Linked DNA regions of Homo sapiens: region 2 is linked to region 1. Evidence: read pairs that join two places in POLR2A ChIA-PET (ENCODE). Cell type or tissue: CD4-positive, alpha-beta T cell. All regions are shown on one strand. Links, peaks and the distances in the headings refer to the core of each region. The heading gives the core; the rest is flanking DNA.

Region 1 (16,128 bases), core at 3,844-11,843:
TTAGGGCAGTACAGGCATTTTAACAATATTTATTCTTCCATACCATATCTTTCCATTTATTCATATCTTCAATTTCTTTCAACAATGTTTTATAGTTTTCAGTGTGTAGGTCTTTTGCCACCTTGGTTAAACTTATTGCTGATTTTATTCTTTTTGATATTATCATAAATAGTATTTTTAGATGTTTTATTGAATAGGTCATTATTGGTATACGGAAATCCAACTGCTTTTTATTAGTTAATTTTATATCCTATGACTTTACTGAATTCATTTATTAGTTCTAACGGTTTTTTGTGGAGTCTTTAGAAGTTTCTACATATAGGATCATATTATCTGCAAATAGGAATAATTTCATTTCTTTTTTTCTGATTTGAATGCCTTTTAATTGCTTTTTCTTTCCTGGTTGCTCTTGTTAGTACTTCCAGTATCATGTTGAATAGAAATGGTGAGAGTGGGCGTCCTTGACTTGGACTGGATCTTAGAAGAAAAGCTTTCAGTTTTTCTTGATTGATTATCATGTTAGCTGTGGGCTTCTCATAAGTGGCCTTCATAATGTTGAAGAAATTTTTATCTATGCCTTATTTGTTGAGAGTTTTTATCATTAAACAATGTTGAGCTTTGTCAACTGCTTTCTCTGTATCTACTGAGGTGAACACGTGGTTTCCATCTTTCATTCTGTATCACATTGACTTGCATATATTAAACCAAACTTCAACCACAGGAATAAATCCCACTTTGTTAAGACATATACTCTTTTTGATGTGTTGTTGAATTTGGGTTCCTAGTATTTTATTAAGGATTTTTTTATCTGTGTTCATCAGCGATATTGGCCTGTAGTTTTCTTTTCTTTTGGTGTCTTTAGCTTTGGTATCAGGATGATGCTGGCCTCATAAAGTGATTTTGGAAGTATTCTCTCTATTTAGATCTTTGAGAAGAGTTTAAGAAGAACCACCAATAATTATTTTTTGAATGTTGAGTAGATTTCAGCTGTGAAGCCCTTTTGTCCTGAGTCCTGGTCCTGGCATTTCTTTTTTTTTGGGAGGTTTATAGCTATTGCTTCTATCCTTTTATTTGTTATTGGTCTGTTCAGGCTTTCTATTATTTATTGATGGAATATGGGTAGGTTGTATGTTTCTATGATTTTATCCGTTTTCTCTAGATTATCCAATTTGTTGGTATATAGTTCTTCATAATAGTTCTTTATGATTCTTTTTATTTCTGAGGCATTTGTTGAAATGCCCCCATTTTCATTTTTGAAGCTATTTATTTAACTCTTCCCTCTTTTTTTTAGTCTAGTTAAAAGTTTGTCAATTTTGTTTATTTTTTCAAAAAATTAACTCAATTTTGTCAACTTTTCTATAGTTTTTCTATTCTTTAATTGATTTTCTTCTGCTTTGATTTTTATTATTTTCTTCCTTTTGCTAATTTCATTTTGTTCTTTTCTTAGTTCCTTGAAGTGTAATGTTAGGTTATTTATTTGAGACCTTTTTTAATGTAGGCATTTATTTTTTATTATGATTTTATTTTATTTTATTTTTTGAGTCAGGGTCTCACTCTGTTGTGCAGGCTGGAGTGCAGTGGCATAATCTTGGCTCACTGCAATCTCCCCCTCTTGGGTTAAAGCAATTCTCGTGCCTCAGCCTCCCTGAGTAGCTGAAATTATAGGCACATGCTACCATGTCTGGCTAATTTTTGTATATTTTGGTAGAAACGGGCTTTCACTATGTTGTTCAGGCTGGTCTTGAACTCCTGACCTCAAGTGACGCACCCATCTCAGCCTCCCAAAGTACTGGGATTACAGGCATGAGCCATCACACCCTGCCATTGCAGGCATTTATCATTATAAACTTGTCTCTTGAGCTGCTTTTGCTGTTTTCAAAGGTTCTATTATGTTTGTTTTCTTTTTTGTTTGTCTCATGATATTTTTAAATTTCCCTTTTGATTTGTTCTTTGACCCATGAGCTGTTCAAAAGTACATGATTTAATTTCCCTGTGTATGTGAATTTTCCAATAATCCTTCTGTAGGTTTTTAGTTTTATAAAATTGTGATCAGAAGAAATATTTGATGTAATTTCAATCATCATAAGTGTGTCTATGATCTACATTTTATTATTTTTTTATTAATATACAGAAGTTGTACATATTTTGGGGATATATGTGATAATTTGATAAATATATACAATGTATAATGATCGAATCAGTGTAATTAAGATATCACCTCAAACCTTTATCTTTTCTTTGTGTTATAAATATTCCAATTCTTCTCTTCCAGCTATTTTGAAATATACAATAAATTAACTTTAACTGTGGTCTCCCTACTACACTATTGAATACTAGAATTTATTTCTTCTATCTAACTGTATTTTTGTACTCATTAACCAACTCCCATCATCTCTCCATTCTCCTTCCCAGCCTCTGGTACACACTAATTTTTATGGAATGACACATGGATCTGATTTTTTACTTATTTTTATATGCATGTGGATTATCATATTCATTTGTTTAAAAAAATCCTTGACCATTTGTTGAAAGATTATACATTTTTAATATATATTTTTCTTTTTCATGTTTGTCAAAAATCTGTTCTCTATATATGTATTATTTTCAGACTGTATATTTTGTTCCTATTTTATCAATCTATTTTATTGATTATATCCGAATACCACTCTGTTTTGATTACTATAATAGTTTTTCAAATCAGGTAGAGCTAGCCCTCCAAGTTTGTTCATTGTACAGGCATTTTGGTTAGGCTAGTTCATATTAATTTTAAAATCAGCTGATCAATTTCCACCAGAGATGCTTGCTGAGATTTTGAGTGGAATTGCATTGAATTTATAGTTCAAATTGGGGAAAACTAACATCTCAACAATATTTAGTCTCCTGACCCATGAACAAATAATGTCTCTCTAGTTTTTAGGTATTCATTATGTTCTCTGTGCAACGTTTTGTAATTTTCAATCAGATTTATCCCTATGTGTTTTATATGTTTGATACTATTGTAACTGGTATTGCTTTTTACATTTCAATTGTGCATTGGAATTACACAAAATAGAATTGATTTTTGTCTATTGATCTTGTATCCTGCTAGAAACAAATGTTTTTCAGATTCAAGTTACATTTGGCAGTGACAATATTTTTAGGGTCTTGTGTATTTACCAGGTGAAAAGAATCTTTTTTATTTCACTTGGAGCTTTATCATCAGCCCAAGGAAGAGGAACCCATATCAAGTTCTGAGGCTGGGCAGAGTTTGTACCTTGTGGACCAATGCACGTGAAATGTTCTGCATGTTTACCAATAAGTTTTCCTTAAGAGTACCTATGCAGTTGATGGGGCTTCCCATGTGCATGTCTGTCTGCAATGTTACATTTGTAAAATTTAGAAGCCAATGTTATCCCTTATTTTCAAATTTAGTATTCAATAATCTATCCCAGAGTTACGTAGTGTCAGAGACTTTGGGATGATCTTCAGTGATATATCCATCAAGTTATCATGAGTAGGTACCTGATCCTGACTAGTCTTATTTCTGATGTGATCTATTATAAAATGAGACCAGATCTTTAAAATAACTAATAATAATGGGCTTGAGAGGGTTTCTTTGTGAAATACTCAGCCTTAGGAGACAGTAGATCCTACTCCACATGCGAAGTAGGATCTACTCCCTTCAGTATGTGAGCATCAAGACCCTGATTCTGCAGTGGAGTCTGCAGTCTCCTGCTGTATCAGCCTCATTCCCTCAAGGGAGAATGAATGGCCTTCAGTTTGTTATGTCACAATTGACACGTGTAGCACATTTGAGTACCTCTTTAGTTATTGACCTAGATTTATGTCCAATCATGTCAAGCTTGCTCACCTGGGTGAATCACAAGGTCACATTCCCAGTGGGTCATTTGACTGTGTCACAAAAAAAAAAAAACCAAAAAAAAAAACCATTCATTTGTCATTACGTATCTCTCCTAAAGTTCAACTTTGATAGGCTAAAACATGGCCCACAAACAGCTTTAAGGGTGGTTTCTTAAATGTTTGTCTGTGGTTTACTAAAGTCCTATTACTCAAATGAATTTATCTTTTACTCCAGTTTTTTGTTTCTCCATGTTCTGCCTCTATGACAGAACCCAAAAGTCAGTATAAACATAAATTTATTCCCACTGATTTATAACCAATCAACAGTATGTATGTGACATACTGTACATTGGGTTGCCAGCCTTCTTCCTTCTTTTACCTGTTTCCTATTGGATGGTAAGATAATATGGGTGGGGTTTGATGGCTCAAGTTTGTAATTCCAGAACTTTGGGAGGCTGAGGTGGGAGGGTCACTGGAGTCCAGGAGTTCAAGACCAGCCTGGGCAACATAGTAAGACTTCATCTTCTTTTTTAAAAAATAAATGTTGTAATGTTATTTGCCACTTTTATTAACATCCCTGGACTACAGTTCTACCACTTGTTTAAAGCATACATTATTATTATAAGATGTGCTTAAATCTGCATATTTGTAAGCATCATTAATATTATTAATAGTTAAAATCTATAGTAGTGAATTATTTGGTTAGGTCAGAGACTAAAGTCTGAAAATTAGAAATTCACTATTTCTTTCAGGTGTATGTGTGCTGTTGTGCTAATCCCTCACCTCTGTCGGAAAAGTCATTGTGGGCCCAAGCCAGTAAGTAAACTGTCTGTGAAAGAATGAATGAAGATCCTAAAATAAATATGTGGTGCCCACTGAGTGGAAAATTTTGCAAAAGTTGTTTTTCTACAATGGTGTAATGTTTCTCTGAGCCAGCTCATCTGTTCCTTCAAAGGCCCCAAATTATTATTTTTTTTATCATCTTATGTCATTGTCATTAACTCCATTCTGCCCTTGCCTATGTCATCTACCATGCTATCTGTTTCACTGCATGGCACTAGAGACAGAGCCATTTTTCCAACTTTAAGTTTACTAAAAGACTCGCATCTCTGAAAGAAAATGGAAGTCAGTGGTTCTCTTTGATTTTGGTATTTAAAGCCATCATTAGGGTCAAGTGGAAATATGTTTTCTCCAGAAGTTATTAGGGGCTGTTCAATGCAGTAACTTTTCACTTCTTACGCTACAGTTGATCCCATCTGTGATAGTTAATACTGAGTGTCAACTTGATTGGACTGAAGGACTAAAAATATTGATCCTGGGTGTGTCTGTGTGGGTGTTGCCAAAAGAGATTAATGTTTGAGTCAGTGGGCTGGGAACGGCAGACCCACCCTTAATCTGGTGGGCACAATCTAATCAGCTTCCAGCGAACTAAAGCAGGCAGAAAAACGTGAAAAGGACAGAGACGGGCCTAGCCTCCATCTTTCTCCCATGCTGGATGCTTCCTGCCCTCAAACATTGAACCCCAAGTTCTTCAGTTTTGGGACTCGGACTGGCTCTCCTTGCTCCTCAGCTTGCAGACAACTTATTGTGGGACCTTGTGATTGTGTAAGTTAATACTTAATAAACTCCTATATATATACATATATATATAAAATAAACTATATATACACACACATATACATATATATATATATATATATATATATATACACACATATCCTATTTGTTCTGTCCCTCTAAGAGAACCCTGACTAATACAGATTTTGCTACCAGGGGTGGTTCTAGAGGAACAGAATATTAAGGATGGAGTTTTTCATTGGTTTTGGGGTTTCTGGAGTTGGCTGCTTAATATTATTGGACCCAAAATGCTAAGGACTCTACTTCTAATAGTATGGAAAACATTGATAGTCTTCTGTGCAAACAGTTTAGAGAGTTATGCAAAATAGATGCATTTGACACTCATGATTCACTGCTCATGAGAGGCAAGGAGTTTAGTGACTCTATACATAATACCTTTGACCATATGTGAAGAACTAAGGAACATAATGAAGCTGGTTAGTTGCTCATAAGTTCAGTGGACAAAGTGATGAAAGAAAAGGATGAACTCAGGGATTCTGTCTCCCAGCCTCAGAAGCAGACACTGCACCTCAAATCTGCTAACACTGCCCTGAGTGAGAGTCTTATATCCTGTAGATAAAAAGCTGAAATTGTGGAAAAACAGACACAAGCTTGCATCATGCGATTGGCTGACCTGCAATGAAAGATGAGTGCACAGCCTAGCCAGGTGTCTACCGTTAAAGTGAGGGCATTGACTGGAAAAGAATGGAACCCTGCAACTTGAAATGGGGACGCGTTACTCCTAGGGAGCACAATGCCAAGAGGAGAAAAATGTGGCCATAAGCCTCTGCCCCACACCCCAGAGCCCAAGAAACAACTGTTGGATTAGCAGGAATAAAAAGTGCTTGAAGAAGTGTTAGAGACTTACCTTTAACAGTTCTTTTTAGGACCAGGAGAGGTTAAGGAAAAAGGACCATTTCATCTACCGAAATAGTAATAATTATATTCTTCTGCACATTCAGTTTACAAAGGGTTTTACATATATTATCTCATGAATATTTATTGAGTAATTAATTTTTTGGACACCATGATAAGCACTGGAGGTACACAGGTCAGTGAATAAGATTTCCTTTAAGACCTCAAACTTGTAGAAAATAAGTGCTCAAAAATATACTTTTATCAGAATGTGGGAATTGTTCTAACCTCTGGATATTATAGCAAGGTAGGGACAGGGCACATAGGATGAGACATTTTTTCCTAATCAGAGGCTGGAACATTGAGAATTCTCAAAGGCAATCCCATTCTCATCACATTCTCATCCCATTCTCATCCACAGGAGGATGTCTCAGAGAAGAAAGGATGGCATAAGGCAGGGTCTTCTCTAAGGAAGAGTCTTTGCTACAACCTTAGAGAGTGTAGAGAATCTCCCAGAGGATTACTGGGATAATATAGGGAGCTAAAAGGAATTCAAATTGGAAAGAAAGAAGTAAAATTACTTCTGTTCATAGGTGACATAATCTGAAATGTAGAAAAACACTAAAGATTTCACAAAAAACTATTAGAACTAATAAATGACTTTAGCAAAGTAGCAGGACACAAAATAGCACACAAAAATAATTTATGTTTCTATACCCTAACAATTATCAAAGGAGAAAATTAAGAAAATAATTTTATTTACAACAGCATCAAAAAATATACATAGGAATTAGCCAAGAAAGTGAAAGACTTGTACAATGAAAACTATAAAATATTGCAGAAAAATATTAAAGAATGCATGAAAAAGTGGAAAGATGTCCCATATTCATGGATTGGAAGACTTAATATTGCTAAGATGTCAATACTACCCAAAGTGATATACAGATTCAGTGCAACCTCTAGTCCAAAATTCCAACAACTTTTTTTTTTGCAAAAATAGAAAAATCCACCTTACATTCATATGGAATCTTAAGGGGCCCTGAATAGACAAAACGATATTGAAAAAGAACAAGCTGGGTATGGTGGCTCATGTCTGTAATCCCAGCACTTTGGAAGGCTGAGGCAGGAGGACTGCTTGAGATCAAGAGTTCAAGACCAGTCTGAGCAACATAGCAAAAACTTGTCTCTACAAAAATTTTTTAAAAAGAACAAAGTTGGAAGACTCATATTTCCTGACTTCAAAATTTAATACAAAGCTCAAGTAATCAAAACAGTGTGGTACTAACACAAAGACATATAGATCAATGGAATAGAATAAAAAGCCCAGAAATAAATCCTGTATATATGATCAAATGATTTCTGACAAGGGTGCCAAGACCATTCAATGGGGAAAAGACAGTTTTTTCAACAAATGGTTCTGGGGAAGCTGGATATCTACATGCAAAAGAATGAAAGTGGACCCTTGTTAGGCTGCCCCTTTCCTGGTCCACATGGGCTAAAGAGAGCAGACAACTAACTCACTGTGTCATTTTTTGAAGCCTGAAGTTTCTGCCCTTTTCTCTTCATCTTTCAGAGTCTCCTTATGTTTATTGTATAGAAAATGTCCAGGGTTTTATTTCTACTTACTGGTAGGAATAGGGAAAAGCATGCCTATTCCATCTTCCCAGAAATGAAAGTCACTCTGCCAGCCTTTTCGTTTTTGTTAGAAAAAAGGGCTCACTCTGTCACCCAGGCTGCAGTGCACTGCATCATTGCTCACTGCAACCTCCAACTCCTGAGCTCAAGCAACAGCAATGCCCTTGCCCCAGCCTCCCGAGTAGGTAAGAATACAGGTGCGTACCACCACAGCTGGCTAATTTTTTTTTTGGAGATGGGGTCTTGCTATATTGCCCAGGCTGGTCTCAAAGTCCTGGCCTCAAGCAATCTCCCTCCCTCAACTTCCCAAAGTGCTGGGATTACAGGCATGAGCCATCATGCCTGGCCTCAGCTTTTTAATGTAAGTTCTTATTTCACCTTCACTTTTTGAAACGTATTTTCACTGGGTAAATAATTCCAGGTTGTAGGGGTTTTTTTTCTTTCAGTACTTAAAAGATGTTGCTCCACTGTGTTCTAGCTTATAATTGTTTTGATGATAAATCTGCTATCACCCTTATCTTTCTTCCTTTGTACATAACTAGTTGTTTCTCCTCTGGCTGCTTTTACAATTTTTCTAACGGGTTTTGAGAGATTTTATTATGATTTGCCTTCATTTAGTTGTTTTATTTTCTTATTTCTTGTGCTTGGGGTTAATTGAGCTACTTAGATCTGTGGCTTTATAGGTTCCATCAAATTTCGGGAAATTTGGGTCACTATTTCTACTAATATTTGTCCTATTCCTCTCGTACCTCTTTTGGGTATTCCAGTTGTCTTGGTCCATTTCTGCTTCTATAACAAAATATCACAGCCTATGCAATTTTGAAATAATAGAAATTTATTTTGTGCAGTTCTGGAGGCTGGGAAGCCCTAGATCAAGGCACCGGCACTGGTGTCTAGTGAGAGTGGCTCTTCACTTTCAAGATGGTTGCTTGTTGCTGTGTTCTTACATGGTAGAAGGCAGAGGGCAAAAAAGGCCAAAACTCTGTGTGAAGCCTCTTTTATAAATGCCTTAATCCCATTCACATGGGAGGACCCCTCAAGACCTAATCTCTTCCTAAAAGGCCCCAATTAATACCACCACAATGGAGATTAAGTTTCACCATGAATTTTGGAGGGGACACACATAGTACCAATTATTATGCCACTTGAAGTTTTTCCACAATTCACTGATGTGTTGTTCATTTTTAAGCCCTTTTTCAGTTTTATTTTGTGTAGTTTCTATTCTTACGTCTTTCAAGTATAATCTTTCTTTGCAATGTCTAATCTAATGTTCAGCCTATCCAGTTTACTTTTCTTCTCATGATTTGTAGTTTTAATCTATAAAGTTCAATTTGGGTCTTTCAGACGTGATAAAACACACTTACATATTTATATATATATATAAACATGTTTGCTTTTTTCTCCAGCTTTTGAACTTATAAACTTATTATTGTTTCAACTGTCTGCTATTTCTACCCTCATGTAACAGTTCTGAGTCAATTTCAATTGATGGATTTTTTTTTTTCTCATAATGGTTTGATTTTTCTATTTTTTTGAGTGCCTCAGTTTTTTTCCGATGTCGGATATGATAAACTTTTTCTTGTTTGGTGCTGAACATTTTTGTTTTCCTATAAATATTCTTGAGCTTTGTTCTAGGATGCAGGTAAGTTACTTGGAAACAACTTGATCCTATGGCTCTTGATTTAAGATATTAGATCAGACCATAGACATGTTGTATTCATTTCCTATCACTGCTGTTGACAAATTTCAACAAACTTAGTGACTTAAAACAACACAAATTTATTGTCTTACACTTCTGTATTTCCACATCCAAATGGGTCAGTAACGCAACAACAAAAAACCAAATACCACATGTTCTCACTCATAGGTGGGAATTGAACAATGAGAACACATGGACACAGGAAGGGGAACATCACACTCTGGGGACTGTTGTGGGGTGGGGGGAGGGGGGAGGGATAGCATTAGGAGATATACCTAATGCTAAATGACGAGTTAATGGGTGCAGCACACCAACATGGCACATGTATACATATGTAACAAACCTGCACGTTGTGCACATGTACCCTAAGACTTAAAGTATGATGATAATAAAATTAAAAAAAAAAGACTACTGAACTAAAATAAAGCCATTGTGTTTCTTCCTGGAGGCTCTGAGAGAGAATCCATTTCCTTGCTCCTAAGGCTACCACATTCCTGGGTTTATAGTTCTCTTTTCTCATCTTCAAAAGCCAGCAACAGCAAGTCAAGTTCTTTTCATGTCCTATCACTCTGACTTCCCTCTTGCACTTATTAGATTGGGCCTAACTAAATAATCCAGGGTAATATTTGCATCTCAAGGTCAGCTGATTAGCAAACTTGATTCCATCTGCAATCTTAGTTTCCCTTCAGCATGTAACCTGGGCAACTAAAGGGCTCACCTCATTTGTTTCCCATATTTTAGGGATCCAGTGCTTGGTATTTAATGTCATTTGACCCCATCAAACACCCTGTGTCTGGGCAAAGGTCAGTCCTAACTCCACGTGCAGAGTAAGCAAATGGGCCCAGGGGATAAAATGGCTAGTAATCTCAGTTCACCTTGGATAGTTCCGCTTTTCCTCCTGAACTTTAGTTCATCTAGTGCTGGTTACTATCACAATGTTCAGCTCCATCTAAAAATAAAATGCCATGCCTTGGCTCAAAATCCCCTCTGAGCTCAGACTGGCTCTTCATCTGGTAGATTTCCGGACTGTCATATTCCTTTATGTCATCCCTAGGTATTCTAACTCTAGATTGATCACTCTACCAGATGACCAACAGAACACAGCTGTGCTAATTGGGAGAGACAAAGAAACACCATCTTCAGGTTGGCACAAATGTTTCCAAACATCTATAATATTCTCAGCCTATCCTCTAACCCCCAGAAATATTTTCCAAGATCCTGTTGCATCCAACACCCATTCCACTACCCAATCGCTATATCTAACTTGTAAGTGATCCACAACTATTGTAATCAATAACAGAGATTTCCCCCCCACCCCTCAAAAAAAATAAGTTAGAGTTGTAGGTTATAGTTTAGAGTATCAGCTGGTCTGAAGTCAGAGTCCACCCCTCAACACCATCCAGGTATACAGGTCTGTAGTAATCTCCATAACTCTTTCAGGTGTTCGATATCCTTACCTGATATTCTCATCATAAGCTGTCACTAGCAAGAGGGCTTTGGAAGATGTAGTAAGTGGAAATTAGCTCAGGAGTCGTTGAGAAGTCTGTGAAACCCTACTTTGTGTTTAAAATATCGCCCGGCATACAGACCTTAAACCTTCTAACTTCTGACACAGAACTCTGCCTTTCTACTTAGGAAGTTCTTGAGAGACAGGAGCCTCCTTCAGAACACAGCTAAGTGCTGAGAGAATGCTAACTGCCAGGAGAGAACAGAGTGGTTCATCTTCAGTCAATGTACGTGCCCTGGAGCCAAGAAATGGGTTACAGAAAGGGACGTGGTACTCCAGACCTGCATATGTGATTCTGGATGAACAGTGACCACAGAGGACAGAGGAGTAGGGAGAGGAAGAGACTCATGATGTACCCAAATCACCTGTGTCATGGTTAATTGTCAAGGCAGGGGAGAAGGGGGTCTTTGGAAGAGATACTACAAAAGACTCCAAGCCAAACGAGCCAGAAATAAATGCTTTAGAAAGCACATCAGTGCAAGTTTGGGCCCCGATGAAATTCTGGTGCCATTTTGTTTTCAGTGACTGGGGTACATGATGTTTAGAAGACCATTCTTCCAGAGGCTGAGTTCATACCATATCCCACTTTTTACCTCTAGCCTGGAGGCAATCTCTGGACTTGCTATTGAGGTTTGAGGTGAACTGTTCTAGTTGATTTCTGTCACAGGTCTTCCTTTCATGTCCTGCTGTCTTGCATTTCCACTCCCTCAGTAACTCCCCTATTCTTCTCACACTCCACATTGTCAGTCCCTTTTCTTCCTTAGTTCAACTCAGTTGACTCTTTAGAGCAGCAAAAATACAACAGCTTGGTTGTTTTAGGAAAAAAAGTCCAGAGGCCAGCTATGTAGAAACCTTGTGAAATGACGGAATGGAAAACAGAAATTATATTTTAATCATGTCCCTGAACAAGGCCATCTCAGGTGAATGATCTGCTGTCAGAATAAAGTATATAATGTTTTCATATATACTGAAGCATATAATCTGACAGAGAAAGAGAAGTAGGAAGGGTCCAGGATAGCAGTCCTCAATCCTAGATGTCTATTAGCATTATCTGGGGGAACTTAAAAAATACAGATGCCTGGACCCCATACCAGAGATTTCCATTTAACTAGGGTGGAAATGGATTGACCACCAATGTTTATAGAGTCTCCATAGGTGTTATGAATGTGCAGCCAGGGATGAGAATCATTGGTCTAAGAGCTCAGCTAATCCAGTACAGGATGATAGCTAAATGTGCAGCCAGCAGAGAAAATGCTGAAAATCAAATCATGAAGTCTGCATTCCTATAATGTTGGCATAGCCTGAAACAAAAAGAAGAGAAAAAGTAGGACATCATTTGTGTCCCCTACCCCATGACTTCTTTCAAATGTGTTTTCTTGCAGTTTACATTCTTTAGGCCCTGAGACACCAAGGCAAACAGACCTTGATAATATAATCAGTCATCAATCAATAACTCAGATATTATTGCTGTATAATACTTTTATTAAAGTTTTATGGAAAAAACCCACAACATTTCTGTATGTATCATATCATATAATTTCCAGGTGTGTCAGAGTCCAGTGACAAATTACGTTTGAAGAACAGCTTTAAAATCCACTCTTGTCTGCCACTCCTTTATGAAATATTGAAAAGCAGCTCTGTACCTCAGCATTAAAGGTTACAAAAAGCACCATTAAAAAGAGGACTCACATATTTAATTCCCTTCAAAGTAGTCTTATCTCTCCTTTCTGACAGACACAGAGCTGCACTCATTCGAAATGCTGCCGTGTAATACCAACCAACATGCTCCAATGTACCAAAATTCAAACAAGTCTCATTTATGAGACCCGTGTAGTGATTAGGACTAACCAACAACAGTGAGCTTTGGCTGTCCTAAAACCACAAGCTGGGTTAGGTAAGTGTTTTGTACAGGGGAACAGAAAAGAAGTAAGATCATCAATACCTAATATATGACTTAATGTAGGTATCCCTTGACCATTTAACCTGACACCTACAAAATCCATAGTGTTTAGTATTTCACACCAATCTTACTGCAAAAGTGCTGTGCTACATACAATCAATTCAAGTTAACTCCAACTAATATTGGAACTAATAAAAAATTAATTTGTAACAAAGCTTATTCACTTCAAAGCACAACTGAGAAAAGCAAATCCAGACAAAGCCCAAACTAGAATCCTAGAGCGATTCCATTGCTAAGAATTGGACTCTACAAGTAATAGACTTGAGTTTTTCTCTTTTTTCCCTTCTTTCTTATAATTTAAATTTGGCTTTTTACTCTAAAAGTTTGGGTTCATTGCAGAAATCACAGTCCTTCCATATCCAATTGTGATTGGCACTTAAGGAGAGACAAATGCTTAGATCCAAAGAGTTTTGAAAGACCCTAATGGCTACCCCTCCCAGGTCCTGCATTCCATGGGTAACTGGAGTCAGCAGCCCCTGGTAGAAGACAGCAAGAACTGGGCTTTAAGGGGAATCACAATAATGCAGGAATACACTGTACATCTGCTATTAAGCCCATGCCCCAAATCACTAGAACGTGAGAATGTAGAAATCTCTGAGAACACAATGTATTTCAAACACACACAGAGACTATTGCATATCATTTTTAGTTGAGGTCAAAATTATTAAAGCCCTATTTCCCCAATTAAAAGCAAGGAGTTCTATTAGTATGTCTTCTTCATTTATATCCCAGATTAATATAAACCCAGTCTAGAGGTATCACTTCTTTCCAAACTTAACTTCATTTCAGCAGCATACATGGAATATTGACACTTTTCAAAGTTTTTATCCCAGACCCATTAGATCTACAAGATACTAGAAAGAATTAGAGCAAAGTGAGTGGGCCTGGGTTTGTAGGATCCTCACAAACTTCTCTTGGATTCTTCTTTTACAAAGTTTCTCTACCATACAAACATACGTTTTAAAAGCCAACACTATTGAGGTTAGGTATGCCCTTCAGGGGTGTTGCCTAGAATGGTTAAATCCCATTCAGCTTAAAGGAGGCTAATAATCATGGTGTGGAATTTCTCCATACCAGCAGCATGGCTAACGTATGTGTTTTAGGTAATGTCTGACACTCTGGTAAAGTCTGCCTGACACATGAGCTTAAAGCAGAATGGAAAGGAAAGAGGAGAGAATTGGAACAAGATGAAAAGAGAAGATGGTTATACACTGCTAATTCTGTACAGTGAGATCCAAGGACACCACCATGTGGTGTCTGATTTAATTTCTTTTTAAAAGAGATCATTTTCAGTTGTAAGTTACTCAACCCTTTATTCTATTATTACTTCTCAGCTCAGTCACTCTTCTCTTCCCCACAATTCCGAAACTATGTTGAAGTTCTTTAAAGGTCGGCCCTCCTGAAGAACTATTTTCTTATTCTGCCTACTTTGACTCTGTAAAATTCCCAAAAGCAAAATAAAGGCTAAAAAAATTTTTTTTGCCTTTACTCATTTTCAAAATCTGTCAAACTCTCCTCAGCATTAAATTAATTATCCCTTTAACTAATCAATATACAATGATAAATGAGTAGTACTTTGGGTTACTTCCTTCTCTTCCTCCCTCTCTTCCAAATAGACTGAGATAAGGCTTCTCAGAACCATGGGATGTATCAGCAGTATAGAAAAGGGACAGTGCTGAATGAGTCAGCACCCAGTGCCTCCTACCCATTCCCTTCTATACCAGCTGGTAGGCTCCCATTTCACATCTGGGCTGAGAGTTACCTCAGAACTTGGGAAACTGACACTCTCTGCACATTTCCAGAGAGAAAGATCTGAAGATCACTAGCATCAAAACCTACTGTCACAGGGGGCTGACGCATTTCACAAAAGCCTCAGGCCTGAAAGAAATCGAAGAGATCTCTTTTCCTGCCCCACTCTACTGAAACACCTGTGTGGAGTAAAAATTTTCATACATGAACACATACATATTACATTTCAATACTGTTGACAAGAAATATAACAAACTTCATGTAATAACCAAGATTTTGAATCTTCCTAAGTGGCCCACTTATTTAATGAGTATTGGATAAAAACAAAATTCTAGTACAACTGAAGGCTGTAAATCCTGAGAGTTGGTTATAATAGGATCTGGCCTGGATTTTTAAATGGCACACCATTCAAAAAGTGGTTGGGAACATAAAAGGTTCTCCACAAAAGCCTTTTGCTGCAGAAGGTGGCCTTGGATGGCTAAAGTAGTATTTACTCTTAGCAATTAACCACCAAAGCATTTAGTTATTTGCATCCCAGCAAAACAACAATCCCACACTTTACTCCATCACACCTGGAATCCAAGAGGTCTACAAGTCCAAAGACAACTGTGTTATCAGCTTTGCATGGGAAAGACAGGAGGTAGCTAAACTGACCTGTAGGTGCCCTTTCAGTGTGGCTAGGGTCATCTGAGCAGTCAGGGAGTCTCTCATTCATCAACAGTTTAGCCTCCTTTAGTGTTGATTATTTGACTTATCTGCAAAATGGAAGAGCCCCAGCTACTTGGGAAAAAATGTTTTATCTCTGAACCCCAAAAGTGGATTGAATACTTTTCAGTCCACAAATGGAATTCAGTGACCCCACTTAATCATCAAACACCTTTAAAAAGAAGAGGCAGGAGAACAAAATGATTTTGTTAACATTTGGTGCAAAGAATGATACTTTTCATGGTTGGGAATACTAGGAATACTCTCTTGCTTCTTGGCCTAACAAATCTTTAAAATGAGGAACCCCTTTAGGTGCATCAAATGAGTTAAATGAACTTGAGCAGTTTATCTAGAGCAGTGTTTAGTGTAGTGATGTGTACAGGGTTGGCCATATTAATCTAAGAATGTGGAAGGCTAGACTAGAGAAGAAAATCTCTTTGAAGAAGCATTTATCAAAAGCCTGAAATTCTCCAATGCGGTCTCTTAAGACCAATGAAAAGGCATTTTTTAATTAAAAAAAAAATGCAGGCACATAAAAATCTTTCAAGGATGAAAGACATG
Region 2 (16,128 bases), core at 5,195-13,194, 73 kb after region 1:
AAAAATAATAAATATGGGTTACCCTACTTAGGTTAAGGAAACACTATGTGCTTCTACGGGCCCATGACCATAATGTCTTCATGGACTAATAGAGACACCATCCCGGCCGGGTGCGGTGGCTCACGCATGTAATCCCAGCACTTTGGGAGGCTGAGCCAGGTGAATCACCCGAGGTCAGGAGTTCAAAACTCACCTGGCCAACATGGCGAAACCCCGTCTCTACTACAAATACAAAAATTAGTGGGTGTGGTGGCACATGCTTGTAATCCCAGCTACTCGGGAGGCTGAGGCGGGAGAATTGCTTGAACTTGGGAGGTGGAGGTTGCAGTGAGCCGAGATCGTGTCACTGTACTCCAGCCTGGGCAACAGAGCAAGACTCTGTCTGAAAAAAAACAAAAAACAAAAAAAAAAAGAGAGACAAACCACCCCTGCATGCACTAGCAATCCAGCACTATTTATAGTTCCTCTATCATGTTCTTTTACACAGGCTGGTGCCTCTGCCGAGATCACCCTTTTATTCCTTATTTGGTAGACTCCTACTCATCCTTCAAGACTCAGCTTTAAGAAAACTTTATCTTCTTTAAGAAAACTTCCCTGGAACCTGATATTTCATGTCCTGATGGGTTCAACATCTTTCCTCCGAGCTGCAACGTATAGATCTCTAGCATTTGTCCCCATGTAACTCTCTATTTTTATTAATTATATTTATAATAAAATTTTTCTTCATTTTTATCCCCTTAACTAGACTATAAAGTTACTGATTTTTCTTTTTTGTCTTTGCATATTCAATGCTTAGTATGGTAGCAAACTTGTTCAATAAGTATTGTTTAAATAAATGAAGAGAAGCACCACTGGAATGTAAATGACTTACTTTAGAAGTTCACTAGATGTTTTCATTTTCTTATTGTCATTAAGCAGAAAAAGGCATGACTTAGCAGGATGATCAGAAGGCAGAAGGTTTGGGCTTTTTGCCAGCTGTCAGAAATATCTGACCATAAAATTCTTTTATGGTCATGATCAGAAATTATAGAAAAGTCCTAGAATACTTTAGAGCAGGAAGGAACCACAGAAGTGATCTGGTACAATCATCTTGTTTTACAAACAAGAAAATTTTTAAAAATTGAAATTGAGGAAATTGCTTGTCTAACATCTAAGTTAGTTAGTGGTAGGGCAAGCACCAGAATTCAGGTTTTTATTCTGCAATTCCATGTTCTCCCCTCTACACCAGAGTTAACTACCCAAGAGCTATACTTTACTGGGTTTTTATGATGTTCATGTAAACAAATATATTGGAAAGTACTTCAGAAAGTACAAAAGGGCTAAGCAGTAATGGACAAGTTGTGGAACCAGAGAGTTTTAAAGTTCCCATACCTATCAGTTCCCTTCTGTAATGGGGAAAACATTTCCCTTCATCTGTTTATTGCAATCAAATAATGTGAAATGAAGGTAATGAAAACACTCTGCCAGCTGGCTTCCTGTATCTGCAGCCAAAATATATGAAAGAGAGACTGTCCCTTGAATATTTTTGAGGAGCAAAGGAGGACAAAGAATGGAGTTTTTGCCTGGGTAGGATAAATACATGTGCAAATCAAGCCAATCTTTAGAAGTAAACATTGGTAACTGAAACCACGTTATTCATTTACTTGGCAAACAACTTCAAACACAAAGATACCCACACAATTTTCTACCTTAAATCGAATATACTTTAGAAGGTCAAATTCTTTGGCATACATCCTGAAATACTCCAGGACCTGGGCATTATGCATGAAGTTGGGATAATGATCTGGGATTGGATAGTCACTGAAGCACATCATCTCTTTAGAAGTATTGATGATCACTGATTTGTAAATACTGGCCCTTCCTTCTTCAGGATTTTCCTGCAATAAATAGAAAGTATTCATAGCAACTTGAGGATCATCTTCATGTTTTATAATAGCCAATAGACATCTGAAAAAGTTTTCTGAAAGAAGTGTCAATTAAATCACACACACACCTTCCAGTATTTGTGCCCTTATGTAGTCCCTTCCCCTTGAATCTCAGTTATCTTTATGACTTGCTTTTGACCAACAGCATACAGTTGAAATGACACTGAATGGCTTCCAAGACCAAGTCATAAGTAGCCTTGCGGATTCTGCCTGGGTCTCAGAAAGCTCGCTCTGGTAGAAGCTAGCAGCCATATGAGAAATCCAACTACCATGAGACCACCATAGCTTGAGGAAGTCCAGCCTCACCACATGAAGAGAATGTCTGGGACAGAAAATATATGGCCAGTCCCCAAAAATTCTACCTATTCTATTCTATCCCAGCTGAAGTTCTAAACATGTGAACAGAAAGTTACTAACACTGAGTAATAGTCTTTTAAATGAGTAACAATGAGGCAAAATGGGAAGATACACAGGAAAGAGTGTAACAGTTTCCATATACTGGAAAGAGTATAACATCTCCAGCGTTTTCTGGAGAGCAGTGTTAAAATGTATATGAAACTCCTTGCAATTTACCTAGCCTTTTAAAAAAATATTCAGCATCGCTTAGGAAGATTTATGTTAAAGGATGTTAATACCAGCATTATTCATAATACAAAAATGAGACAAGCTAAATGCCCAAAAAAACAACTGAAATTTGAGAACCACTGCTCTAGATCCTTACTACCAAAGTATGGTCTGTAGACTAGCAGCTGGGGCTTCCCTTGAGAGATTGTGTTAGAAATGCAGACTCTCAGGCCCCACCTCAGACCTACTGAATCAGAACCTGCATCTTAGCAAAATCTTCATGTGATTCAGAATTCAGATGCTCATGCAAACTGAGATGCACTGCATTAAATGACATTAATCCTCAATTCAGTGTTCTTTCCCCTACAACAAACTTCTTTGCATCCTCAAAAACTTCCTATTGAGGCCGGGCGTGGTGGCTCATGCCTGTAATCCCAGCACTTTGGGAGGCTGAGGTGGGTAGATCATCTGAGGTCGGGAGTTCAAGACCAGCCTGACCAACATGGAGAAACCCTGTCTCTACTAAAAATACAAAATTAGCCGGGCGTGGTGGCGCATGCCTGTAATCCCAGCTAGTCGGGGGGCTGAGGCAGGAGAATCGCTTGAACCCGGGAGGCGGAGGTTGCGGTGACAGAGATAGCGCCATTGCACTCCAGCCTGGGCAACAAGAGCAAAACTCCGTCTACAAAAAAAAGAAAAAGAAAAAGAAAAAAAAACTTCCTATTAACTATCTTATAGCATTGTTGTGGTGATCACATAAAGTAATGCAATGATGCAATCTACCCAGCCTGTCACCGAGATTTCACAAATGAGGAGTTTTCAAATTTTTAGATTTTCAAAAATTGTTTTGACTATGGAAAATCACCTTAATCAATTTGGATCTCCTCCTCCCTTTTTATTCTAGAAATGAACAGATATTGAGATATTGAGTATTATGAAACATTAAATAGCCACAAAGGAGAGTGTTTGTTGTTTGTTGGCTTTGTCCACCTTTAGGATTGTTTTTCTCCCATTTTTATTGCTTAATTATTCAATCTAGGAATCCTAAATTGATCATTCCCATTTCTCTGACCTATAATCCAACATCTCATTTCTTTAACTGCTAATAACATTTTCATAAGACTCCTTTGAAGTCTCTTCTTCTAATCTAGCCTACCTGTTTCAACCAAAGTGTTCTCTCTAAGGTGTGGCTGGACTAAATCTCTGCCCTAATTAAAATTTTAGATGTTTTCCCATTTCCTGCAGAATAAAGTTCCTATTTCTCAGCTTAGGATTCAAAGACCTCCATAATGTTTTGTAGTGTATTCCTTATCTCTCCAACTAGATTGTAAGCCCCTTGAATTGTACTCATGGTTTTCCCCACAGCATCCACAATGATAAATAGCACTCAATAAATGTTTAATGGATGCATATCAAATTGTATTGAGAAAGGGATATACAGAATAAGATGTAAGTTTCACAAAATGCATAAGAAAACTAATAAAATACATCAACATTTATCTCAAAAAGACTTCAATAAGATATATGTATCTCCCAAAATTTTGTCCCAAGAAAAATTTCAAAATAATATAAAGTCAAATGCATAGATATATTTTTGTATAACTTAAATAGCAATTAATTAGTAACAATGTTAAATGTTCCCAAAATAGATGAATGGTTTAGTAAATTATAGTATCTCAACATGCAGAATTTTTTTTTTTGAGATGGAGTCTCACTCTGTCGCCAGGCTGGAGTGCAGTAGCACGATCTCAGCTCCCTGCAACCTCTGCCTCCTGGGTTCAAGCAATTTTCCTGCCTCAGCCTCCCGAGTAGCTGGGCCTACAGGCACGCGCCACTATGCCTGGCTAATTTTTTTTGTGTTTTTAGTAGAGACGGGTTTCACCATGTTAGCCAGGCTGGACTCGATCTCCTGACCTCGTGATCCGCCCGCCTCAGCCTCCCAAAGTGCTGGGATTACAGGCGTGAGCCACCGCGCCCAGCCTCAACATGCAGAATTTACCTTCCACACCACTCCATGGGTATCCTGATAAATACAAAGTAGATCCTGCCACTCCACTGCTTAATAGTTTCTCTTGATTCCATATGGAAAACAAAATTCCTTATTTTGAAATTTAGCACATTTCACAATCTAGCCCGGTTTATCTTTTAATCTTCATCCAGTGTTGTCCTTATTTAATCTCAAATTTCTAAGTTATTAAATTGTTCCTGAAACACTCTAGGCTCTTGCACAACTTTAAACCTTCGTAAATATTACTATTTCTTCATCTGGAAAATTTCCTGTCCTTCAAGAGTTACATCAAATGTCACTTCCTTCAACAAGACTTTTCTAATTTCTCCAGAGAATTAGATTCCGCTATTCATCCTCCAAGCTCCCAAAACTCTCTGTTCATATTTCTATAAAGATAACTTAAACACACTATATTATCAGGCATTTGTTTCCATGACTGTGAGAAACCCGAGAGTAGCCATATCCTTCTTTAAATCTCTATTATCAGGACCTGGTGTGTACTGGATGTGCAATAAATGCTTTGAAATGAATTAGTTAATGAATTATGGAAATTGAATTTGGAGACACCAAAAACTATGATTTTGAAGTCTGTGCAGGAACATTAAAAATGGCGTATGATATAATGAAGTACAAAGGGAACTGTAAAATTAAATTTACATTCTAATCACCAAATATGTAATATTATGTCTATCTATGGGTATATAATTATACTTGTATAATCGCTCCCTGTTAGACATGTCTCTTTTGAGTATACTTCATTTATTTGAAATAGAAAAAAATGTGAAAATACAGAAAACCAGTCGACTTATTAAGGCAGTAGGATTGCTTTCTTTTTCTTTTATTTTTGTTAAAATGTTGTTTGTACAACACCCATTCATGATGAAAACTCTCAGCAAACTAGGAATGGAGAGAAACTTCCTCAATTTGATAAAGAACATCTACAAAATACCTATAACCAACATCATACTTAACAGTGAGAAATTAGACACTTTTCCCCTAAGACTGGGAACAAGGTAAGGATGTCCTCTCTCACCACTCCTATGGAACATTGCACTAGAAGTCTTAGCTAGTACAATAATAGAAGAAAGAAAAGTAAAGGATATTCGGATTGGGAAGGAATAAAGATAACTTTTTATTTGCAGATGACCTGACCGTCTATGTAGAAAATCCCAAAGGATTAAAAAAAAAAAGTAAGAAAAAAAGAAAAAAACTCCTAGAGTCAACAAGTGAGTACAGCAGGGTTGCAGGATACATGGTTAACATACAAATGTTAATTGCTTTTTTTTTTTTTTTTGAGACAGAGTCTCGCTCTATTGCCCAGGCTAGAGTGCAGTGGCACAATCTCGGCTCACCACAACCCCTGCCTCCCGGGTGCAAGCAATTCTCCTGCCTCAGCCTCCGGAGTAACTGGGACTACAGGCGCATGCCACCCTGCCCAGCTAATTTTTTGTATTTTTAGTAGAGATGGGGTTTCACTATGTTGGCCAGGCTGGTCTCGATCTCCTGACCTCGTGATCCACCCACCTCGGCCTCCCAAAGTGCTGGGATTACAGGCATGAGCCATCGCACCCAGTCATTTGCTTTTTTATATACTAGAATGAACAACTGGAATTTGAAATTTTAAAAACTCCATCTATAGTAATACCCCTGAAATTACATACGTAGGTATAAACATAACAAAATATGTATAGGATTTATAAGCATGAATTAGAAAACACAGATGAAGAAAGTCTAAGATTTAAATAAATGGAGAGATATTCTGATTCATAGACTAGAAGATTAAATATTGTTAAGATGTCAGTTCTTTCCAACTTGACCTATAGATACAATGCAATCTCAATCAACATCCCAGCAAGCTATTTTAGAATCCAAGCTAACACATGGATTCTAAAGTTCATATGGAAAGACAGAAGGCCTAGAATAGAAGACTTTGTCCTTAATAGTGGGCTGTGCATAGTGACTTTGTTCCAAAGAGTATAGTATGGCAATGGAGAAAAAAGGAGCAACTTTACAGTGTGGCAAAAACTGACAAACGCTATTTCAAGCCAGGACATCAAGGTTAACATCAATAGTGATATTATCTAGGGTTTTTATAGTTTTAGATTTTACATTTAACTTTTTAACGCATGTTGAGTTGATTTTCATATATGGCAAAAGGAAGGGATCCAGTGTCAATCTTCTGCATATGGCTAGCAGTTATACCAGCCCCATACAATTTATCCTTGTAACAAACTTTCATATGTACCCCCGAACCTAAAATAAAAGTTGGAAAATGAAAAATAGAAAAGTGGAACAAACTTACACTTCAACAAAGATATATTGTGGCATATATTGAATGCTAATTTCTTACTTATAATAACATAAAATGAGTTTTAAGTTTCCAAAAAAAAAAAAAAACAGTGGGTATAATGTGGATAGTATGTACCCTTGATGGGAGGTGAGGAGAATGGCACCTTATAATATTCCTCCCCAAAAGTCATAACCCCAATTTAACCATGAGAAAAAAATAAGATAAATCCCAACTGAGGGATATTCTACAGCATACCTGGCCCCAAAACTATCAAGGGCATCAAAAACAAGGAAAGTCTAAGAAATTTCATAGCCAAAAAGAGCCTAAGGAGATATGACTATTAAATGTAATGCAGTATCCTGGATGGGATCCTGGAACAGCAAAAGGCCATTAGGAAAAACTGAGTAAATCTGAATAAAGTATGGACTTCAGTTAATAATAATGTATCAATATTGGTTCATTCATTATTTAAAAACGTATCATACTAATGTAAAATGGGGTAACTGGACATGAGGTGTACTGTAATTCTCTGTATTATCTTCCTAATAAATTTTGTAAGTCTAAAACTGTTCTAAAATTAAAAGCTTATTTAAACATGTTTGTACATAAGTGTATATATTTTTTAATTAAGGTAAATTAATGAATGGCAAGGTCATTTTGGAATTAAGATGTTTGCTGTATGGAGAGCAGGTGAGGCATGTTCCTAACTTCTGAATTTCATTTCATTTATTCATTCAAGAGATATTTAGAAAGTCCCTCTGTAATAAAATACTTTATGAGGTACTGATAAATGCAAGTCTGTATGTGTATTCCAAAAGTTCAACGTTTACAAAGAGTAGAGCCATCCTATCCACAGCAGGTCTGTTGGGATCACTGAGTGAAATGAATGACAGATCTCACCTCTTTGAGGTACTCCTATATTTCAACTCTTTTTCAAATCACTAACCACAACAAGTGTTATCCTGTGTCAACAACATCCTTCAAATCCTTCGAAACACCTGATTGGAACTTAGGTAAGGTTTACCACTGTGCCAATCCACTGCTTTCCAAAAGAGTGAGCACAGAGCAGTATTGGGTTAGTGAGTAGAAGAAAAAGAAGCTTCTGCTCCTGCATTTTACAATTTTCTACCATTGATGAATAAATCTTCTCTCTACAAACTCTATACACTGATTATATTTCCTACCTAGGCACAAGGCTCACACATTTGAGCAGGAAGTCTGTGTAAGAAAAGAGAGGCTAGGCACGGTGGCTCATGCCTGTAATCCCCACACCTTGGGAGGCCGAGGTGAGCAGATCACTTGAGGTGAGGAGTTCGAGAATAGCCTGGCCAACATGGTGAAACCCCATCTTTACTAAAAATACAAGAATTAGCAAGGCGTAGTAGTGCGTGTATAATTTCAGCTACTTGAGAGGCTAAGGCATGAGAATCACTTGAACCCAGGAGGCAGAGGTTGCAGTGAGCTGAGATCACGCCACTATACTCCAGCCTGGGTAACAGAGTGAGACTCTGCCTAAAAAGAAAAGAGAGAGAGAGCAGGGGATGGAAGTTGGGGAAATTGGAACTGATGGGATTGGAAGAAGTAATAAGGACAGAAGAAAGGAGAAAAATTTAAATGGGAGGAATGAGGACAGTTTGGGGCTTCTGTTCCTGTCAGATTTTCAAAATCCCATGGAATAGAAACTCTCTTTGAACTGTTGTCTGCACATTGGAATCATCTGGGGAGCTTTAAAAAATGGAGATAGTAGAATACATGCTTGGCTCTAGAAATATAACGGTGAACCACACAGGTGTGGTCTGTTGGAACAGAAGTCAGAGCGTTATGATGAAACACAGCTTATTTATTTTCAAGGAAGCAGTTTACAAAGTGTTAAAATTTTGCCAAGTGGATAATCAGAAGAAAAACCTCCACGTTAAGTCTTTAGCAGAGAATAAGTTTAAACCACATTGGAGATAAAAACCAGAAACTTGATAATCAGACAAGATGATGGATGCCCTCCCAACCTCCTCCCATCCTCAATTGATTTCATGCCTTTTCAGTAACTGCCAAAACTGGCTAAGATGCTTAGTAAAGACACCACATGTGTGAGTCCCATCCTAGGCCTACTGAATAATAACCAACATGTAACACTATGTTCCTGGCACTGTTGTAAGTGATTGGCATAATTATCCATTCACTTACTCCTGACAATAACTCTATAAAGTGGATACTATTATTATCCACTTCTTAAAGATGAAGAAACACAGGTACAGAGAAGCTTAATGATGTGCCCAAAGTCACACTGCTAGTAGGTGACAGAAATAAGGTTTGAGCCTAAGACTGCATTCTTAACCTCCATACCATATTGTGGCTGGATTTTAAGAGCAGAATTTTCTGCTGTTTACTAAAAACAACAGGCTTTTAGCCCATGTCCAAGACTGATGATGATACACGTATGCAGGTCAGCTAAGGGGATCCACTCCAGATCTGAATAAGGATGATTGTCACATAAAATTAGTCCCCAAAACAGAGTCAGGGTGCAAAAGGATTGTATTTCGGTTCAACTAAGAAATGCTATAAAGCCACTTTTATGTAGCTGGCCAACAATGTGTTAGTTTTTATGAAATATGAAACGTAAAACTTATCTAGGGCACCTCAATACTATTAAATGTTCAGAAAACTAGCTTAAAAGCAAACCCGTTCTCCTCTAGCCACCCAAGATGCCAATAGGAAAGAAGGCTAAGGGAAAGAAGGCGGCCCCCGCCCCTGCTATCAGTGAAGAAGCAGGAAGACAAAAAAGTTGTGAATCCTCTGTTTGAGAAAAAGCCTAAGAATTTTGGCATTGGACAGGACATACAGCCCCAAAGAGACCTCACCCTCTTTGTCAGATGGCCCCCCTATATCAGGTTGCAGCAGCAAAGAGCTATCCTTTTATAAGCTGCTGAAAGCACTTCCTGCCATTAACCAGTTCACCCAGGCTTCGCACTGCCAAACAGCTACTGACTGCTTACGCGGGCCCACAAGCACAGACCAGAGACAAAACAAGAGAAGAAGCAGAGACTGTTGTCCTGGACTGAGAAGAAAGCTGCTAGCAAAGGGGATACCCCCATCGAGACACCACCCGTCTTTCCAGCAGGGGTTAACACAATCACCACCTTGGTGGAGAACAAGAAGACTCAGCTGGTGGTGATTGCACACGATGCGGATCCCATCGAGCTGGTTGTCTTCCTGCCTGCCCTGTGTCCCAAAATGGGGGTCCCTTACTGCATTATCAAGGGTGAGGTAAGATTGGGATGTCTAGTCCACAGGAAGACCTGCACGACGTTGCCTTCACACAGGTTCACTAGGAAGACAAAGGAGGTGTGGCTAAGTTGGTGGCAGTTTTCAGAACCAATTACATGGACAGATATGATGAGATTCGCTGCCAATGGGGAGGCAATGTCCTGGGTCCTAAATCTGTGGGTTTGAATCACCAAAGTGGAAAAGGGAAAGGTGAAAGAAGTTGCCACTAAACTGGGTTAAATGTACACTGCTGAATTTTCTGTAAATAAAAAGAATAAAAATTCTCCTTCAAAAAATGTAAAAATAAAAGCAAACCCAGCAAATCCAATGCATGTCAGTTTGGAGATCAATAAAGGTGGCTGGTATTCTTTGGAATATAATAAGTTTAACTATCTTTTTTTAATTTTTTTCCTTGAGACGGAGTCTTGCTCTGTCACCCAGGCTGGAGTGCAGTGGGGCGATCTCGGCTCACTGCAAGCTCTGCCTCCCAAGTTCACCCCATCCTCCTGCCTTAGCCTCCCGAGTAGCTGGGACTACATGCACCCGCCACCACGCCCGGCTAATTTTTTTGCATTTTTAGTAGAGACGAGGTTTCACCGTGTTAGCCAGGATGGTCTCGATCGCCTGACCTCGTGATCCGCCCGCCTCGGCCTCCCAAAGTGCTAGGATTACAGGCGTGTGCCAACCGCGCCCGGCCACCTGACACTGTTAAGATAAACTGTCGTATGCACCTAGTTGCAGGGAGGGTTTCAAGTATTAAGGGACTAGGAGATGTATGTACCTGGAACCTCCAGAGCCCTCCGATGTCATCAGTCCTTTCAAAGCAGACAGGTTCCAAGCCTTCTTCTACGCAGCACTTGATGGAAGAGAGCCCGCTCACTCCTCCCCCAATCACAGCAATTCTTTTCTTAGTCATGGTCTCCCGAGATCTTCACCTGTTAGTGTCGCCTGTCCTAAAGAAAGGATGACAAAAGACAAAAAGCACACATCGGTTAACATTTTTCAAGGAAGACCTTGGCCGTGGCATTCGAATAAATTCTGTACAAGAGGTGTCTTGAGGAGGACAGATTCGACGGTCCTCTTCACCAGAGGAAATCTTTCTGCTGGCATGGGGGAGCCCTGCGCCTGCAAGACCCAGAGCTGAGAGTGCTCTGCTGCGGTACCGGATCTCACCGCCTTTCCTGAAGCGCTCAACAGATCCTTCAGCTGCGATCTGGAGGAGACTCAACAGGCGGCTGTTGTCAAATTACTATAAACCAACAACGGACAAACAGCGAGAGCCAACGGGGAGGGGCTGTAGCACTCCACCTCCTTTCAGGGACCACTCCCCCGCCCACTCAGCGGCACCCATTCTCCCTCCCTCGATGGGAATAAAACGTGGGCTGAAGCTGCTTTGGGCGAAAAAGTTAATCCTACAACTTCTCTATATTTCAGCTGCTGTTGCCAGCACTCTCAATTACTTTCTCTGAAACCCCTAGCCCCGTCTGTGCTCGCTTCTGCATCCACTTTTAACTTCCTGGTTTTTGCCTTAAAGTGACAAACACTTCCTAGTGAAGGGAAAACTGTCAACAACCCCAAAGCCAGTTCTACTCCAAATGCTTAAATGAACACCTACCTTTCAGGTGATCTGTTCAAACAGATTGTAGCAGGATGAGCCACAGACAAAACTCCTCAGACACCGAATTAAAGAAGGAAGAGGTTTTTATTCGGCCGGGAGCGTCGGCAGACTCGCGTCTTAAGAGCCGAGCTCCCCGAAAAAGAAATTTTTGGCCTTTTTAAAGGCTTACAACTTTAAGGGGTCCACGTGAAAGGGTCGTGATACATCAAACAAGAGTGGGAAACGTGACTGGGGGCTACAATGCTTTTTTCATACAGTGTCAGGAATTCACAGATAACACAAGTAGTTTAGGTCAGGGGTTGATGTTATTATTATTACTTTTTTTAACTCCTAGGGCCGGGTGGTGGTGCCAAGGTTGTCTGGCAATTTATCTTACTTTTTTTTTTTTCCAACTTTTTGCTTTTTCTCTCCTCCTGTCTTGTGAACGAGGCAAGGTGGTGGGAGGAGGGCAGCAGTAGTAGCAGTGGTCTCCTTCCTTAAGATGATCCTGCCCCCACTTCCGCCCCCGGCTCACCTATACCTCTCTCCTCCCCTCCTCACAATCTGGATCTAAGAATCTACACTTCTGGAAGAAATTTACTTTTAAATCCCCATGCACTGAGCTGAGTGCTGGAGTATAGTGAGGAATGTATTGTTTCCTACTCAGAGGGGCTTACAGATTAGTGGAGGAGACCAAAACATAAACAGGTAATTTTAACGAAATAAAAGTATTTTTAATAGTGCTTTCACACAGTTATATTAGTAACCAAAAATACAAAATATCCACTTCTAAAATGTAACTTTTCAAATATAAAGTCATGTAGAACCACCAATATAACAGATACAAGATTTCAGGCACTGGGTTAGAACAAGGGCCCATCCAGACAAGGGTTCTATTTGACAGATGTGAGGGGTTGTAAGAGGCATGGATTGTGGCTCATGCCTTGGATCCTTGCTCTCCTTCTACCACTCCCTGAGTCAATTTTGCTCTTCCAATCTGCACCTGCTAATCTTGGACTTTTTCATGAGAGGCAACTGATATTTTGTTTGTGCCATTGAATTTTTTGTTGTATTTATAGCAACTTAGCAGACTCTAATTAACATTAATGTGTTTTGGAACTGTCGAACTTTTTTTTTTTTGAAACAGGGTCTCACTCTGGCACTTGGGCTGGAGTGCAGTGGTGCAATCATGGCTCACTGCAGCCTCTATCTCCTGGGCTCAATCTACCCTCCCACCTCAGCCTTCTGAGTAGGGACTACAGCTGTGTGCCACCACACCTGGTAATTTTTGTATTTTTTGTAGAAATGAGGTTTCACTATGTTGCTCAAGCTGGTCTTGAACTCCTGGGCTCAAGTGATCCACCTGCCTTGGCCTCCCAAAGTGCTGGGATTACAGGCATGAGCCAACAAGGCCAGCCTGTAAAATATTTTAAAGACTAATATCTTTCACAAAAGCATTCAACTATAAATGTGAATTTATACTAAAATAGTATCTTTTAAAAATAAAATTCTGAAGACAGTGTTTCAACACAACCATTTTATATGCTAGAAGTTAACTTAAAATGAATTACTTGTAAATTGGATAATTTTGAATGCACTAGAAGAAATGCCTAAAGGAAAACATGAATACTTTTATAAACTGAGTATTAATTTCCTCCTACTGAATCAGTTTTACAAATAATGCAAGAATTACTTTTAAAATGTAGTTAACAATGTAATTTTATTTTAATGTCCCCCTACTTCAATTGTGTCTTATAATTAATTGCTTTTGAATATAGCAAATATGTTTTGTGTTGTATTAAAATTACTTATACAATGTTTTAAACCTTGACTCAAATGTTCTCTCTCTTGCCTAGCTGACAATTTGCAAGTAAGTCAATTTCTTCATTGAAAAATAACTTGATACATCCAAATTAATATACAGACTCAACTCAGTTACTCATGCTATTACTAGACAGCAATATTATGAGTGAGAAATAAGAACAACTAATTCCAAGATAACATATGAGGCTTTTGAAGGAGTGTATGTGTATGGATGCACATGCATGTGGAACTGGGTTTGCAGAGTTTCTGCAAAGGTCCAACCCAGAAAGAGCTTTCAAACAATACAGTCTCACCTCTACTCAGATGCTACCCTGTTTTCTAATTCTTTCTATTACGTTTGCATTTTGCCCATATTCATTCAGCAAACAGTCTCTTTTGGAGGCCCCCTTTGTTTTGAGATGGAGCCTCACTCTGTCGCCCAGGCTGGAGTGCAAGTGGTGCGATCTTGGCTCACTGCAAGCTCCATGGAGGCCACTTTTTTTTTTTTATCATACTTTAAGTTTTAGGGTACATGTGCACAACGTGCAGGTTAGTTACATATGCATACATGTGCCATGTTGGTGTGCAGCACCCATTAACTCATCATTTAATATTAGGTATATCTCCTAATGCTATCCCTTCCCCAGCCCCCCACCCCACAACAGGCCCCAGTGTGTCATGTTCCCCTTCCTGTCTCCATGTGTTCTCATTGTTCAATTCCCACCTATGACTGAGAACATGCGGTGTTTGGTTTTTTGTCCTTGCAACAGTTTGCTGAGAATGATGGTTTCCAGCTTTATCCATGTCCCTACAAAGGACATGAACTCATCATTTTTTATGGCTACATAGTATTCCATGGTGTATATGTGCCACATTTTCTTAATCCAGTCTATCATTGTTGGACATTTGGCTTGGTTTCAAGTCTTTGCTACTGTGAATACTACCACAATAAACTTACATGTGTATATGTCTTCATAGCAGCATGATTTATAATCCTTTGGGTATATACCCAGTAATGGGATGGTTGGGTCAAATGGTATTTCTAGTTCTAGATCCCTGAGGAATCGCCACACTGACTTCCACAATGGTTGAACTAGTTTACAGTCCCACCAACAGTGTAAAAGTGTTCCTATTTCTCCACATCCTCTCCAGCACCTGTTGTTTCCTGACTTTTTAATGATCCCCATTCTAACTGGTGTGAGATGGTATCTCATTGTGGTTTTGATTTGTATTTCTCTGGTGGCCAGTGATGATGAGCATTTTTTCATGTGTTTTTGGCTGCATAAACATCTTCTTTTGAGAAGTGTCTCTTCATTTCCTTTGCCCACTTTTTGATGGGGTTGTTTGTTTTTTTCTTGTAAATTTGTTTGAGTTCATTGTAGATTCTGGATATTAGCCCTTTGTCAGATGAGTAGATTGCAAAAATTTTCTCCCATTCGGTAGGTTGCCTGTTCACTCTGATGGTAGTTTCTTTTGCTGTGCAGAAGCTCCTTAGTGTAATTAGATCCCATTTGCCAATTTTGGCTTTTGTTGCCATTGCTTTTGGTGTTTTAGACATGAAGTCCTTGCCCATGACTATGTCCTGAATGGTATTGCCTAGGTTTTCTTCTAGGGTTTTTATGGTTTTAGGTCTAACATGTAAGTCTTTAATCCATCTTGAATTAATTTTTTATAAGGTGTAAGGAAGGGATCCAGTTTCAGCTTTCTACATACAGCTAGCCCGTTTTCCCAGCACCATTTATTAAATAGGGAATCCTTTCCCTATTTCTTGTTTTTGTGAGGTTTGTCAAAGATCAGATGGTTGTAGATATGCGGCATTATTTCTGAGGGCTCTGTTCTGTTCCATTGATCTATATCTCTGTTTTGGTACCAGTACCATGCTGTTTTGGTTACTGTAGCCTTGTAGTATAGTTTGAAGTCAGGTAGCGTGATGCCTCCGGCTTTGTTCTTTTGGCTTAGGATTGACTTGGCGATGCGGGCTCTTTTTTGGTTCCATATGAACTTTAAAGTAGTTTTTTCCAGTTCTGTGAAGAAAGTCATTGGTTGCTTGATGGGGATGGCATTTAATCTATAAATTACCTTGGGCAGTATGGCCATTTTCATGATATTGATTCTTCCTACCCATGAGCATGGAATGTTCTTCCATTTCTTTGTATCCTCTTTTATTTCATTGAGCAGTGGTTTGTAGTTCTCCTTGAGGAGGTACTTCACATCCCTTGTAAGTTGGATTCCTAGGTATTTTATTCTCTTTGAAGCAATTGTGAATGGGAGTTCACTCATGATTTGGCTCTCTGTTTGTCTGTTATTGGTGTATAAGAATGCTTGTGATTTTTGTGCATTGATTTTGTATCCTGAGACTTTGCTGAAGTTGCTCATCAGTTTAAGGAGATTTTGGGCTGAGACAATGGGGTTTTCTAGATATACAATCATGTCTTCTGCCAACAGGGACAATTTGACTTCCTCTTTTCCTAATTGAATACCCTTTATTTCCTTCTCCTGCCTCATTGCCCTGGCCAGAACTTCCAACAATATGTTGAATAGGAGTGGTGAGAGAGGGCATCCCTGTCTTGTGCCAGTTTTCAAAGGGAATGCTTCCAGTTTTTGCCCATTCAGTGCGATATTGGCTGTGGTTTTGTCATAAATAGCTCTTATTATTTTGAGATATGTCCCATCAGTACTT

What was found. ChIA-PET counts read pairs that join two places held together with the same protein. Peaks named below come from ENCODE experiments on the same cell type or tissue, not always from the same donor. Only the 100,000 strongest peaks of a DNase experiment are listed, where the experiment ranks them.
Region 2: POLR2A ChIA-PET joins it to region 1 with 5 read pairs; 3 of 35 experiments call an interaction of 5 or more read pairs at or near these places.

The regions. Positions count from the first base shown.
Region 1 is chr1:147,142,492-147,158,619 of GRCh38, forward strand. PRKAB2 (protein kinase AMP-activated non-catalytic subunit beta 2) reads right to left here. Exons shown (of 8, transcript NM_005399.5): 8 at 12,615-16,128. Among named protein-coding and RNA genes, the nearest start is that of PRKAB2, 22 kb to the right of the region's middle. In CD4-positive, alpha-beta T cell, for the core only: no CTCF peak of the experiment used is centred there; no DNase peak of the experiment used is centred there.
Region 2 is chr1:147,214,066-147,230,193 of GRCh38, forward strand. FMO5 (flavin containing dimethylaniline monoxygenase 5) reads right to left here and starts at 11,274. Exons shown (of 9, transcript NM_001461.4): 1 at 11,222-11,274; 2 at 10,830-11,001; 3 at 1,689-1,877. The coding sequence starts at 10,964. It also overlaps a transcript of CHD1L not described here and the pseudogene RPL7AP15. In CD4-positive, alpha-beta T cell, for the core only: no CTCF peak of the experiment used is centred there; a DNase peak (open chromatin) is centred at 11,246; H3K4me3 peaks cover 1,356 bases; H3K27ac peaks cover 487 bases.